Linked DNA regions of Homo sapiens: region 1 is linked to region 2. Evidence: chromatin contacts called from ENCODE Hi-C or POLR2A ChIA-PET data. All regions are on one chromosome and are shown on one strand. The core of a region is the stretch at or near the end of the contact, and the rest is flanking DNA. Distances in the headings are between cores, read along the strand shown. Region 1 holds the start of NAPG (NSF attachment protein gamma). Region 2 holds the start of FAM210A (family with sequence similarity 210 member A).

What was found. A loop is a pair of places that touch in the nucleus more often than their neighbours do. ChIA-PET counts read pairs that join two places held with the same protein, here RNA polymerase II (POLR2A). Pooled maps may share reads with other maps.
Region 1: a loop to region 2 is called in a map of CD8-positive, alpha-beta T cell, with 23 times the contacts of the local background. The contact joins the promoter of NAPG here to the promoter of FAM210A in region 2. A Hi-C loop is called at or near these places in 2 of 168 maps with a recorded cell type or tissue (CD4-positive, alpha-beta T cell and CD8-positive, alpha-beta T cell) and 7 of 50 pooled maps. POLR2A ChIA-PET finds 5 or more read pairs at or near these places in 1 of 52 experiments (OCI-LY7).

The regions. Positions count from the first base shown.
Region 1 is chr18:10,523,713-10,530,582 of GRCh38, forward strand. NAPG (NSF attachment protein gamma) reads left to right here and starts at 2,315. Exons shown (of 12, transcript NM_003826.3): 1 at 2,315-2,446. The coding sequence starts at 2,391. RefSeq lists a silencer at 2,458-2,707.
Region 2 is chr18:13,722,251-13,728,645 of GRCh38, forward strand. FAM210A (family with sequence similarity 210 member A) reads right to left here and starts at 4,308. Exons shown (of 4, transcript NM_152352.4): 1 at 4,079-4,308. RNMT (RNA guanine-7 methyltransferase) reads left to right here and starts at 4,423. Exons shown (of 12, transcript NM_003799.3): 1 at 4,423-4,479. RefSeq lists an enhancer at 3,486-4,411.

The sequences.
Region 1 (6,870 bases), core at 1,065-3,564, 3.2 Mb before region 2:
TATGCAAATACAGGTCACCGTGATGTTCTGAACACATGGTGTTATCTGGAGGTGGCCATGACACTTGGTACACCTGATGACAAGGAAGAGATGGCGGAATCACCATGTTGAGTGAACTCAGTTTCTAAGGACTGACATTTGCATATCAAAGCTTGCGGGCCTGGCTCTTCAAGCTGCCTTTTCTGTTAGAAAAGAGATGGTTCAGGGGTTGTTTCTTAAAACAGGAAAATTTCCACTGAGAACATTTACCCTTACTATCTGCCTAAAAAGTATTTCTTAATAACTGCTATATCACTATCGTGGGGTTTTTTTCCCATTCTTTCTTTGTTGATGCCAAAGTAAAATTAAGTTAAATATTGTATCCTCTCATAGATCATGAATGCAATGAGGGCAGGCATTATATCTCTTGCTCAACAATTGGGTCCTAGGTGTGTAGGCTTAATGTCTTGTGCAGAGTGGGCATTCAGTAAACAATAATTCAATAATGAATGAATAAATAAGGGAGAATGTGGAGGAGGTTATAGGCTTAGAAAACTTTCTGGGCACTTTCAATGGTTTTAGAGGGTGATGGTATTGGGTGGTTAATAAATCTAAACTCACTTGAAAACATAAGGCTTTCCACTGGTAACAGTCCTTTTATATTTAATCAGTCATCCCAGAGTTGTGGTGAATTGGAAGTCATGGCCAAAGTATTTTACACTCCTCTATTTTCCTACCTCTTGAATCTGAACTTGCCTTATGACATGTTTTCATCAATAAAATGTGGCAGAAGTAATGTGCAGTGGGAGTCCAGGCCTTACGAAGCCTGAAGTTTCCACTTTCACTCTCTTGAAATTCTGCTGCCTTCCTATAAAGGAAGCCCAGGCTAGACAACCAAATGAAGAGGGGTCTTGTGTGTGGGTACTAAATAAGAAAGTGAGGATAGAGAAAAAAATCCAAGGCCAGTTCACCTGTTGGCACTAGAAAAAATGCAAAATATTGATTGGCAAATAGATGCAGGAAGATCGATCGATTGTGTGGTGAGGCCAAAGGGAAGAACTCTTCGAATAGTTATTTCATATTCAACAATAAGTGAGAGTTGGCAGGCAAGCAGAGATTGTGTAGGAGTTTTGAGAAGGAAGGTGTGAACAGCCCTCCAAGTGAGTGGGTGAGTGATTTGACCATGGAAACATAGGAGAGTTGCTCAGCAGCACCAAAGGTCGGCTTAATGTTTATGATCATTAAAATGAGTAATGTTAGCATCCTCGTTTGTTTTTTTCCAGTCAAATTCACTTGCTCAAGAGCAGTTCCAGAGTAGGTGGAGAGCTGGGGTTTTTCCTGGCTTGGAGAAAGGAGGGAGAGGGAGCCAAGGCCGTTGAGAGTATACGCACTAAAATGATGGGACATGAATTTATGCTGGGAAAAGAAGGACGTGTAAGAGCAGAGGGATAGGGAAAGGTGAGGAATCTGGTGAAGGTTAAGTAATTACTAGCACTAGGAGGTATGAGCTGGAATGGAAAGGGGAAGTAAAGTGAGCTGTTTGAAACTGACACTACGGAGGGTACACAGTTATGAGTAAGGTCAAGGGTGTGATCCCAGGAATGTGTGGCTGCGCTAGTGTGGGAAAGATCACAGGAGGTTGGAAGCTGAGAGGCTGTATAGTCATTGCAGGAATCATCCATGTGGATATTGAAATCACCATGAATTATGAATGAAGCCAACTGTATTACTGGTTACTATTTTTACCAGACCACTGTACGCGACTTTAGATCCCTCAACTTCCCATTTAGAGCACTTATCACGGCTTGAAATATTAGAGCGATTATTTGGGTTGGGCGCGGATTATTTGACAGTAATCAGGGTTTACAAGTCTGTTTCGTTTCTTGACTGACATACAATTAATACCCAAAAGGCAGAATGGATAGAAGAATACTATTCTATCTGTCATACAGAGAAACTTCAGATGTAATAAATTATAAAGCCAATTAACCCTACAAACAGGATCCACAGCAGTTTCACATTAATGAAAAAGCAAGACTTCAAGAGGGCGGGAGTTTTTGTCTGCTGATCTTCCCGCATCTAAAATAGTGCCTGACACATATTAGGTGCTTTGCAAATATTGAATGAAAGAATACGCCCCATCAGTATCTCACCGCGCCTGCGCTAGATGCCCTAGGTGGGGCCAGCCTTGACGCGCTGCGCCTGCGCAATGTCTCTTTGCGGGGCGCACCGGCAGGCTCCCAGCCCCGCTTCGTCGCAGCGGCTTGGGCCCTCCGGCCCTCCGTAGCCGCTCGACTGTCGCGCTGCACCAGCTTCCTCCTCGGCGTTCCCACGCCTATTTGGGCGGATTCTTGGCGCCGGAGGAAGAGGCAGGGTCACCCTCTCTCCACGTCAGAGACCTGACTGTGGAGATGGCGGCTCAGAAGATAAACGAGGGGCTGGAACACCTCGCCAAAGCAGAGAAATAGTGAGTGAGAACCTTCCGGGGGCCTGTGTGTAGACGCCGGGTCCGTCTCTCACTGGCGCGGCCTTAGCACCCGGGGGGGGCGGGAGGGAGGGCTCAGGGCTGAGGGGCCTCGGCGCGCTGGTGCCCGCAGGGCTGCCGGGGCTCGGTGTCCTCTGGGTCACACTCCCGGGGTCGGGGTCAGCTCTGCGGCGCCTCGGGAAGCGCCGTGGGTCCACCCCGCCGGAAGTCCGCTCCCCAGAGCCGGTGTGGGCGGGGACTCGGCGCAGTGCTGCGGGGCGAGGGCTTCTCTACTTGGGCGCTCTGCTCCTGAAGATTGTGGTGGGGGCTGTCTGTGCATCGGAGGCTCGTTAGCAGCATCCTTGGCCTCTACCTGCTGGGTGCCGGTCGCATCTCTTCCCCATTTGTGGCAACCCAAAATGTCATCTGGGGAACAACATCGCTCTGTTGAGAACCACCGCCCTAGAAGAGCCCCCTGTGTGGAGGGGACCATAGGTTTACCCCAAAAACTCCTCGGTGAACCTTTGTCATCTGGCATTTTACTGTCCCTGTGGGCAGGGACTGTGCTTCGTTCGTCCTTTGATGTGTATGTCCTGCCACCTCTGGTACAGTACGTAGTAGGCACCCTGCAAATGTTTGTGGGACTGAACTGATAATCCTTAATTCATCCTTTTGGCAGCCTCTTCCCCCCGTTTCATTACTCCAGTGCATTTTTATCTGGCAGTTACAGTTAATAGAAAGTCAGCATTGTGGGCCGGGCGCGGTGGCTCACGTCTGCAATCCCAGCACTTTGGGAGGCCGAGGCGGGCGGATCACAAGGTCAGAAGATCCAGACCATCCTGGCTAACACGGTGAAAACCGTCTCTACTAAAAATACAAAAAATTAGCCGGGCGTGGTGGCGGGCGCCTGTAGTCCCAGCTACTCGGGAGCCTGAGGCAGGAGAATGGCCTGAACCCGGAAGGCAGAGCTTGCAGTGAGCCGAGATCGCGCCACTGCACTCCAGCCTGGGCCACAGAGCGAGACTCCGTCTCAAAAAAAAAAAAAAAAAAGAAAAGAAAAAGTCAGCATTGTGCTCTGTGGTGGGTGCTTCACATACATAATTTCATAAGCTGAGATCTTCACAATAACTTTCCAAATAGAGATTCTAATTTTTCGTAAGAGGAAATGAGACTCAGGGAAGCCTCATAACGACTTGCCCCCAACTGCACAGGTGAAAGATCGCAGAGCCAGTTTTCAAACAGTGGAAAAACTCAAGCTCTATCACATGACTCGAGGCAGTCAGCGTGTAAGGTGCTGGGGCTCTCCTGGTGCAGGAGGTTCCCACAACATTCTGCTTTCTAGTGGGAGCAAACGCAAAATTTGTAATAAGAATAGTGTGTGGAATAGGGACCACAAAAAAGCTGTATTAACTGTGCATAGGTAACCCAGAGGGAGAAGTTTATTCTGCCTGAGAAAATTTGAGGAGGAGATGATTTGTGAGCAGAGCTTGAAAAATACGGAATGTTTTAGACGGAGGGAAAATCTTGTGAAAGAGATTCTGTGCGCAACCTGTAGTATGTATTATACGCGGGCCTGAAAATGTGCTCTGGGAACAGTGAATGTAGTGTAGTCACAGTGCCAGGGGACGAGCTGGAGTGAAAAAGAGTTGGGGCCAGACTGTGAAGGGACAGCTTCTCACATGGCTATTGTAGGCATCCAACCAGTGGACTCGGTTAGATTTGCTTTTGGTGAAAGAAATGTGGCAGCAGGCTGGGCCCTGTCGCTCATGCCTGTAATCCCAGCACTTTGGGAGGCTGAGGCGGGTGGATCACTTGAGGTCAGGAGTTCGAGACCAGCCTGGCCAACATGGTGAAACCCTGTCTCTACTAAAAATACAAAAATTAGCCGGCTGTGGTGGCGCGCACCTGTAATCCCAATTGCTCAGGAGGCTGAGGCAGGAGAATCCCTTGAGCCCTAGAGGCGGAGGTTGCAGTGAGCGGAGATCGCGCCACTGCATTCCAGCCTGGGAGACAGAGCAAGACTCTGTATCAAAAAAATAAATAAATAAAAAGGAAAAGAAAAAGAAATGTGGCAGCAGTGTGGAGAATGGACTTTGACATATTCAGTAAACGAACATTTACAAAGTTGTCTCTGTGTACCTGTACCAGCCACAGAGGATACTGGAGTAACCAAAAGTGGTCCCTTCTTCAAGAGCTTAGAATTCACAGGTGGGCAGACAAGTTAACAGAGGACTAAAAATAGGATGTTCAGTGCTAGAATAGAAGTATTCAGTGTGGTATGGTAGAGATAGGAAGCAAGGAAAAGGTAATATGCTCAGGATGTGGGGAATGGAAGAGGAGGAAAGGTGACTCTCCCATGAAGGTACTGCCAGACATGTTAGTGGGTTGTCGACTTCAGGGGAGAGGTGGTGATGGCCTGAATTCAAATAACAGTACAGGGGTAGGACTGGGTGATGTTTGTCAGTAAGGTTGACATGCTTTAATGAGGTGCCTGCATGTAGAGATGAAGAGTTAACTCCTAGGTTTCTAACTTGGGAGACGAGTGGGAGAGGCCTTCAGCCAAGATAGGGGATATAGATTAATGGATGTGATTGGTGGGTAGGTCTGGGGCAGGGAGGTGGGGCGGGGAGGTGTGGAGTTCAGGCTTGAAGTGTTAGTTTGAAATGCTGCTAGACAGAGTTACTCAGTGGGTGGTAGGAAAAATGGGCCAGGAGCTTAGGAGATATTTGATTTTTCTCCATTTTCTAATGATGACGTAGTTCAATATTGCTGAGTAATTTTGTAAATTGATCCCCACACAGATGGTAATTTTGCTGTTTTCTTTTTTTCTGTGGAAATTGGTCAGTTTCCTTATTGATTCTTTGGAGAAAAAGGTCAAAAGGACTAACAGGTATGGCTGCTAAACCCAAATTAGCTGTATATCTTTCTTCCTTATTAGTGGTGTTCATGTGACTTGGGATGGTTTGCCCAGTTTTAAACTCTCTGGGTCTTTCCGTGTATAGCACATTAGGTGACGGAGTGATTGTATCTTGTTTTTAGTGGGATTAAAAAAATTATGTTAATATACAGAATGTAATGTTTGTTATGGGATAGGAACAGAGGGTTAGCATTTTGCATATTGCATATTTCCTCAATTTTGTAGATTTGAGTAGACACACCACAATTTAAGGATATTATTTTTCTGAACAGTGAAATTCTTGGTAAGCTTGAAAAATTGCTTATTTTAATTTGAATCTTGTAACACTATATACACAAACAAGTTTTAGATGCTAAATATGTTGAATAAATTTAATTGGCAAAAAATGTTACTGTAGCTGGCTGGGTACAGTGGCTCATGCCGGTAATTCTAGCTCTTTGGGAGGCCAAGGTGGGCGGATCACTTGAGGCCAGGAGTTCGAGACCACCTGGCCAACATGGCGAAACCTCTTCTCTACTAAAAATACAAAAATTAGCTGAGTGTGGTGGCACAAGCCTGTAATCCCGGCTACTGAGGAGGCTGAGGCACGAGAGTCACTTGAACCTGGGAGGCGGAAGTTGCAGTGAGCCGAGATAATACCACTGCACTCCAGCCTGGGTGACAGAGCGAGACCCTATCTCAAGAAAAAAAAAGAAGCTATGACTTTGTGGCAGTTCCCATGGCTGTCACATAATGAAGGCTGTACTTCTGAGTGCTCATACAGATGCCTCATCTTTCAGTTAAGATACTCCCCTGAGTCATTTGAAGCAAGCAGTGTTCTGTGCAAGCAGGCCTTCACTAATTGAATGACATTTAGAATTTACGATGGTTTGGGCAATTTCTATGCACACCCAAATTTGACAGTTACTGAATTAGTTTAAACTAAGTCTGAAATTATTTTAAAATAAGAAAATAAATATTGAGGAAAAGGCAAGTAAGTTAAGGATTCAAAATTGATTGTCCTTTGGTTTGGCATCCAAGAAGCCAGTAGTGATCCTAGAAAGCAGTTTCTCTTGGCTTTTGTAATATCCTTCCCTTTCTGATTATCCTTCTTGTTTATGGGTGGCGAGTTTTCACTTTTTTTTTTTTTTTTTTTTTTTTTTTTTGCCTACTTCCTCTGTTGTTTCACTGAATGATTGTATTCCTTAGTCTTTCTGTTCTCTCTCTGCAGTCTCACTAGGGGATCTGATCTCATCTATGCTCTTGACATATGCTTATGATGCCTCCATTTATGTCTCTAGACTCTTGTCTGTGCGTCAGTTTCATGAATCCCTCTGCTGTCGATACTGTGCTTCAGAGGTTCTAAAGCTTTAATGCACCTTTGAGCTCGTTAAACCTCAGAGGTGCTGTAGGCTTGGGATGGGGTCAACAATTTACGATTTTAGTAAGTTCCCAGTTAGTGCTGATGGTGCTGGTCCAGGGACCATGAATTGAGAACCTCTAGGAGGAAAACCACGTACCTGTGACAGTG
Region 2 (6,395 bases), core at 3,058-5,557:
ATGGCAACACACCTACTTACTCTTTGGTGATCACATAGCCCCTGCCATCCTAGATCCAACCATCCCTGCTGCAGCTAAGGACCCCCAGTCAGTGGCAACAGCTCCCACTGCAATCTCTGACCTGAAGAGAAAAGCAACCCCAGAGCTCTTCACGGATTCCTGAGGAAAACCGGCAATGTCTTGCAAGGTAACTACCTCAAGGGAGGTCATTACAGGTTCTTCAGGCAAAGCAGAGTTAACCTCCTCAGAGGTGGAAGAACTGCTTCTACTGGCAAAAAAGAGTGAGTCAAATTTAGGAGTTTAACATCCCCAGCTTCATCAGGATGTTCCCATATGGCCCTATTCCAAATGTGCAGATCCCATTCCTTCCCAATCAATGCCCTCATTTTAATAGCAGACCAAGGTGAGAAGGGAATTCAGTTAGCACTGTAATTCAGCCACCTACAGGATAAGACTCTGGATTTGGTTTTCACCAACCTCAGCTCTGTAGCTACAAGAGATACGGGTTTCTTTAGGGCAGACACAGAAACTTTTCAGGTCACTTATGTGGAGCTTCAATCGGGAATTTGAAGCCTTAAGCTCCCCTTTTCTTTCCTTTCTTTTTTTTTTTTTTGAGACAGTCTCACTCTGTCACTCAGGTTGGAGTGCAGTGGTGCAATCTCGGCTCACTGCAACCTCCGCCTCCTGGGTTCAAGCGATTCTCCTGCCTCAGCCTCCTGAGTAGCTGGGATCATCCTTTTCTTTTCTCACTTTACCCAGTACAGTTAAAAGCAACCAGCCTATCTTATTGTACTCATTAATTCGATTAAAATGTTCTAAGGTATCAAATACCTGATCATTCTGAATCTTGTCTATAAGCATGAGTGGGAGTATCTAATAGTGATCTTTTGCATATCTTTGTTGCCATATCACACCAGGGACTATCAGTGCCCTCTTTTCTACAGGGAATACTCATTACTGCCTTTGAATCTGATCAGTTTGGAAAACCAATTCCAGAAACACTATAATCAATTCAGAAAACTCATCCTTAAGATTCTGCTCACTAGAAGCACTCTCAGCACCCAAATTTGAATCAGTCAGGGCTCTACAGAGATACAGAACTGATAGGAAAAAATATATAGATGTAGATAAAAACATAAATATCTTCATCTACATATAGACAGATACAGAGATATTGGTATTTTAAGGAACTGGCTCACACAACTGTAGGGGATAGCAACTTCAAAATGTGTAGGGTAGATCTACAGACAGGAAACTTAGGCAGGAATTGATGCTGCAGTCTTGAGGAAAATACTGTCTTCTTCAGGACACTTCAGTTTTGGCTTTTTTAGCCTTCAATTGATTGAATGAGGTCCACCCACATTATTTAGGGTAATATCCTTTAGTTTAGGTCAACTGATTATAGATGTTAACCACGTCTTCAGAATACCATCATAGCATCAACCAAACTAGTATCTGATTAAATAACTAGGTATTATAGCCTAGCTAAGCTGACATAATAAAACTAATCATCACACACAGTATTACTCAACAAAATCTTATTTTCAACTGAAGGAAAAACCTTTTAAACAATAATATTTTATTTGTTCCAGAAAGACAATGAAATTTCAGTAGGAACACTTTCCTGAGTGGAACAGAGGAAAAGTCCTTCATCCAAAACTATTTGGAGGAACAAAGCTTCCATGAACCACCTCTCTTCACAGAACACTATCTTAGGAAACTATAACATTGTTTCTACATTTTTAAAACAATCTCTATGTTTCAAAAATATGATCTTCAACTCTACAACAGAAATCACACTTTAAAATTATACCTCTGAGAGAAGTACTCTCACTTTCTTACAAATGGGTTGAAATAAATCCTGCAGGTCCTTTCCTTGTCTTGGTGGAGCTCACATTCCAGCAAGATAACATCCTTATCTAACTATTTTCTCTCGGGACATCATAACCCAGGCATTAAGAAGTATCAAAACACTTTCTGAAAAATCTACTATTTGCTAGGCAACGTCCAGTTCTGAGTATGATCTTCTAGCCAGCACTGTTTCATTATTAGCAGAGTCTGGTCAATCAGCCAGACTGCCTGGGTCCAAATCTTGATCCCACTACTTAACAAGCTGCATGATCTTGGCCAAGTTACTTAACCCTCATCTGTAAAACAAACACTCATAACTATACCACTGGGTTCGGTTAGAATTAAACGAGTGCAAATGAATAAAGCACTAACCTTGGCACCTAAAAGGTACTCGAGTATTAGCTATTATTATTTTAATGTCCAGAAAACCAGAGATTACTCAGGCAATAATGAGGGAAAAATAACACCAATGGTAACTTTAAAATCATTTTTATCTGGCTCATTTACTTACATTAACTGCTTTCAAGAATCCTTCCCCTCTATTCTCAAATGAATTTACACAACTTCTAGTTAAGTTTTATAAAAACTGAAAAATGTAATCTCTATATATCCCATCATCGTGGAGTTTTCATAAACACATAGTTAAGAGGCTTTTAATCTAATAACTTTTTTTGTTTTGTTTAGTTTTTTTTGAGACAGTCTCGCTCTGTCGCCCAGGCTAGAGTGCAACGGCGCAATCTCGGCTCACTGCAACCTCCGCCTTCCGGGTTTAAGCGATTCTCCTGCCTCAGCCTCCTGAGTAGCTGGGATTACAGGCACGCGCCACCACGCCTGGCTAATTTTTGTATTTTTAGTAGAGACGGGGTTTCACCATGTTGGCCAGGCTGGTCTCAAACTCCTGACCTCGTGATCCAACCGCCTCGGCCTCCCAACGGCTGGGATTACAGAAGTGAGCCACTGCACCCGGTGTTTAAAAACATTAAAACATGTTTTTAAAAGTCAAAATTACACTCATTTTCTGTAAAATTACAACAGCAATTATCTCAAGAAACTTAAGCATCAGGAACAGGGAATGTAATTGCCTGGTTCTAATGCTTGTATATGCCTATAATGCATTCGATCTGTAAGACCTACACTTTTGCAGTTGTCAATATTCATGTAATGAGATTAATTCTCAACTTACCTCATTTCATATAATAACAAATACAAGCAGTCATCAGAAATTGATGGGTCATCCTTATTTGTGAAAAATAGGCCTCATTCTTGGTTCAAAGTTTGTAACCTCAAATGGGCTAATGCCCACAATTTAGAAGTGATTAGATTGGAAAGCACAACGCTGCAAATGCTGCCTTCCCCAAAGCCAGGTCTATTCATTAATATACCTGTGCCTACTGACAAGAAGGAAGGCTGGTAAAGCACATTTTCAAAGCTGTTTTAAATGGATCAATTTTGGTAAAGAGTAATTCAAGACGGATTGTAAATCTGATCAGTTTTACAACCTTGGAAGGTGGGGACTTGACGCACGACGTTAATATGCACACGCTTCAATAATCTATCCACAGGTAGTTTTGACCCTGATCTCAGGTTGAAAGTCCTCAACTATGGAGCTTTCGAGTTTCAGTACAGTAGGCGCTTTCACTCCCCAGTAGAAATCTGGGGTGATGGCCAAAAAAAGTGTGTTGTCTCCCCCAAACCACACCATGCCAAGTTCAGCCAACGCAGACTAATGCATCCTTAGGTATTTGTCAAGAAGAGGTATAGGCGGTCCCTTTTCTCAGAATCTAACAGGTAAGAATGGCCTCTTGTGGCTTCCCAAACACGGCGGTAAGGACCAGTCTGCCAGTCCCTAATAAGAAATTGCTAATTTTAAAAACCATTCCGAACGCGGGCGCTTCCGGGCCCCTCTTCAACTGGCTTCGGAAGAAGGGGGGAGAACACGGTGAAGGGTTACAGCAAAGGAGGCTGAAAAACAGTCCCAAAGCAAGATTTGCCAGGACACTGGCTCGACCCGGAAGGGCGGGGGGACCTCTCTCGGCCGCCGGGGTCTGTGGGGTCGGCGAGTGTGGACGACCCGTCTGGCAGTCGTACACTGCCACAGCCCGAAGAGCGGCGCACGCGGAGCAGTTGCCGGGTTCGCGCCGCGAGTCAGCTCCCGGACACACGCCCAGGGTTGAAGGTGCCCTCTAGACCCCTCCCGCTGCCCCACAGAGGCCTGGGCCCATGCTACCTCTTAGGACGCTGGAGCCGCCGCCGCCGCTTCCCGCCGCGCAGGCTGGACCACAGCTCCTCGGATGCCACGGCGGTGTCACTCAGCAGAGCAGCCCGACAAAGCGTGGGTCCGCGTGCAGGAACCCGCCGGGCTCAGCCGGACGCTAGCCCCCTGCCGCCCCCGGCCCCGCCAGCCGCGCCCACTAGCAACGTGCTCGCGACCTCCAGTGCCCGCTCAGTGAAGCTTCTGCATGCCGCGCGCGGCACGTCGGGACTCGTAGTTCCGGCGCGGAGGACGTGCGTCGCGGCACTCTCGCCTGACCGTCTCCACGTGACTCTCGCACCTCCGGAAGTGACGTAAGCAGACACGCGTGGCGCGGGCCGCCGTTTCCGCAAACAGAATCGCGTTTGGCTGTGCTGGTGAGTGTGACGGCTGGAACTCCGGCCCTTCCTTTCTTTGTGTTTGTCCCTCGGCCGCCGTGGAGGGGTGGAACTGGCACTCCCACCCCTGACATGGGCTCACTTCGCATTAGCCCTGTGCTTCACTACCCAACGCGTGGGTCTATTGCCTTGTGTCCTCAGTCCCAAGGAAAATGGGAACTCCTTGGGGTGGGCGGGCGCTGTTCCTCCTCCAGACTGGGCGAGCCCGGGTGGGAGAAGCAGCTCGAAGAGCTGCTCCAGCTCGCGCCCCAGGGCCGTGCTGGGGAGGGGCGTGGGGTCCGCAGGTTTGTCTTCAGCGGCGCTTCGGAAACCTGAACCAGAGGTTGAGTAACAGGCCGCGCTAATGACGGAGGGGGTGAACTTGGCTGGAGAAGTCCCTTCTCGCCTCTGTGCGTCCTCTCGGGCCCCGTGGTAGAGGGTCAAGCGGGCGGGTCGGGACTTAGAGCTTATCCCGCTTGGGCTTTATCCCGGCGGCCCTGGCGGCCTGCTCGCTCGTACCCTGAGGAGCTGAAATGACGCAGAGACATAGCTTGCTTCGGAGGTGTGACTGGAAAGCCGGGTCGAAATGTTCGTGTGGTTATTTATCGCGTGTCCATCTCCATGTCAGTCGACCACCTTTCGAAGGTTTCTTGAAGATTCTGAGGGACAGCTCTCTTCCCTATGGAGTGTTTTCATTATTCCACTTTGAGTTTGGTTTGGGTTTTTTTTCCCCCAATTTGTTAAATTGATACATAGAAGTTGCACATATTTGCAGGTGCAGGTGATACTTTGATACATGCATACAATGTGTAACGACTAAATCAGGGCAATTGGGATATTTGTCATCTCAAACATTTATCTTTATGTTGGGAACATTCCAATTTTTCTTTTAGCTATTTTGAACTACACAATAAGTTATTGTTAACTGTGTCCACCCCACTGTACTATCAGGCACTAGATTTTATTTCTTCTGGGGTTTTTTGTACCCATTAACCAATTTCTCTTCTTCATCCCGCTCCTCTTCCTGCTACCCTTCCCAGTCTGTGGTAACCACCAATCCACTCTTTACCTCCATCAGGTCCACATTTTTAGCTCCCACATGAGTAACAACATGATATTGTCTTCATGTGCCTGGCTTATTTCAGTTAACATAATGACATCCGGTTTCATCCATGTTGTTGCAAATGACAGGATTTCATTCTTTTTAATGACTAATATTCCATTGTGTATATATGCTACATTATCTTTATTCATCTGTTGATGAACGCTTAGGTTGATTCCATATCTTGACTATTGTGAATAAACTTGAGACTGCAGATATTTCTTAGATATACTGATTTCCCTTCTTTTGGATCTGTACCCAGATTTGCAAAACTGTTCATCGGACAGGGGATTAACAACCAGAATATAGAAGAAACTCATCTCAATAGCACTAGTTCTATTTTTTGTTTTTTGAAGAACCTCCATCATACTTTTCCCAGTATGTAAATTAGTGGCTGTGCTAATTTACGTTCTCCCTAACAGTGTACAAGTGTTCCCCCTTTTCTGCATCCTGCATCCTCATCAGCATCTTTTTTTTTTTTTTTTTTTTTTTTTTTTTTTGTGTGTGTGTGTGTGTGTGTGTGTGACGGAGCCTTGCTCTGTCGCCCAGGCCGGAGTGCAGTGGCTTGATCTCAGCTCACTGCAACCTCCACCTCCCGGGTTCAAGCGATTCTCATGCCTCAGCCTCCCGAGTAGCTGGGATTACAGGCGCACATCACCATGCCCGGCTGATTTTTGTGTTTTTGGTAGAGACGGGGTTTCACTATGTTGGCCAGGCTGGTCTAGAACTCCTGACCTCAAGTGATCTGCCCACCTCCACCTCCCAAAGTGCTGGGATTACAGGTGTGAGCCACCGTGACGGCCTCAGCATCCAT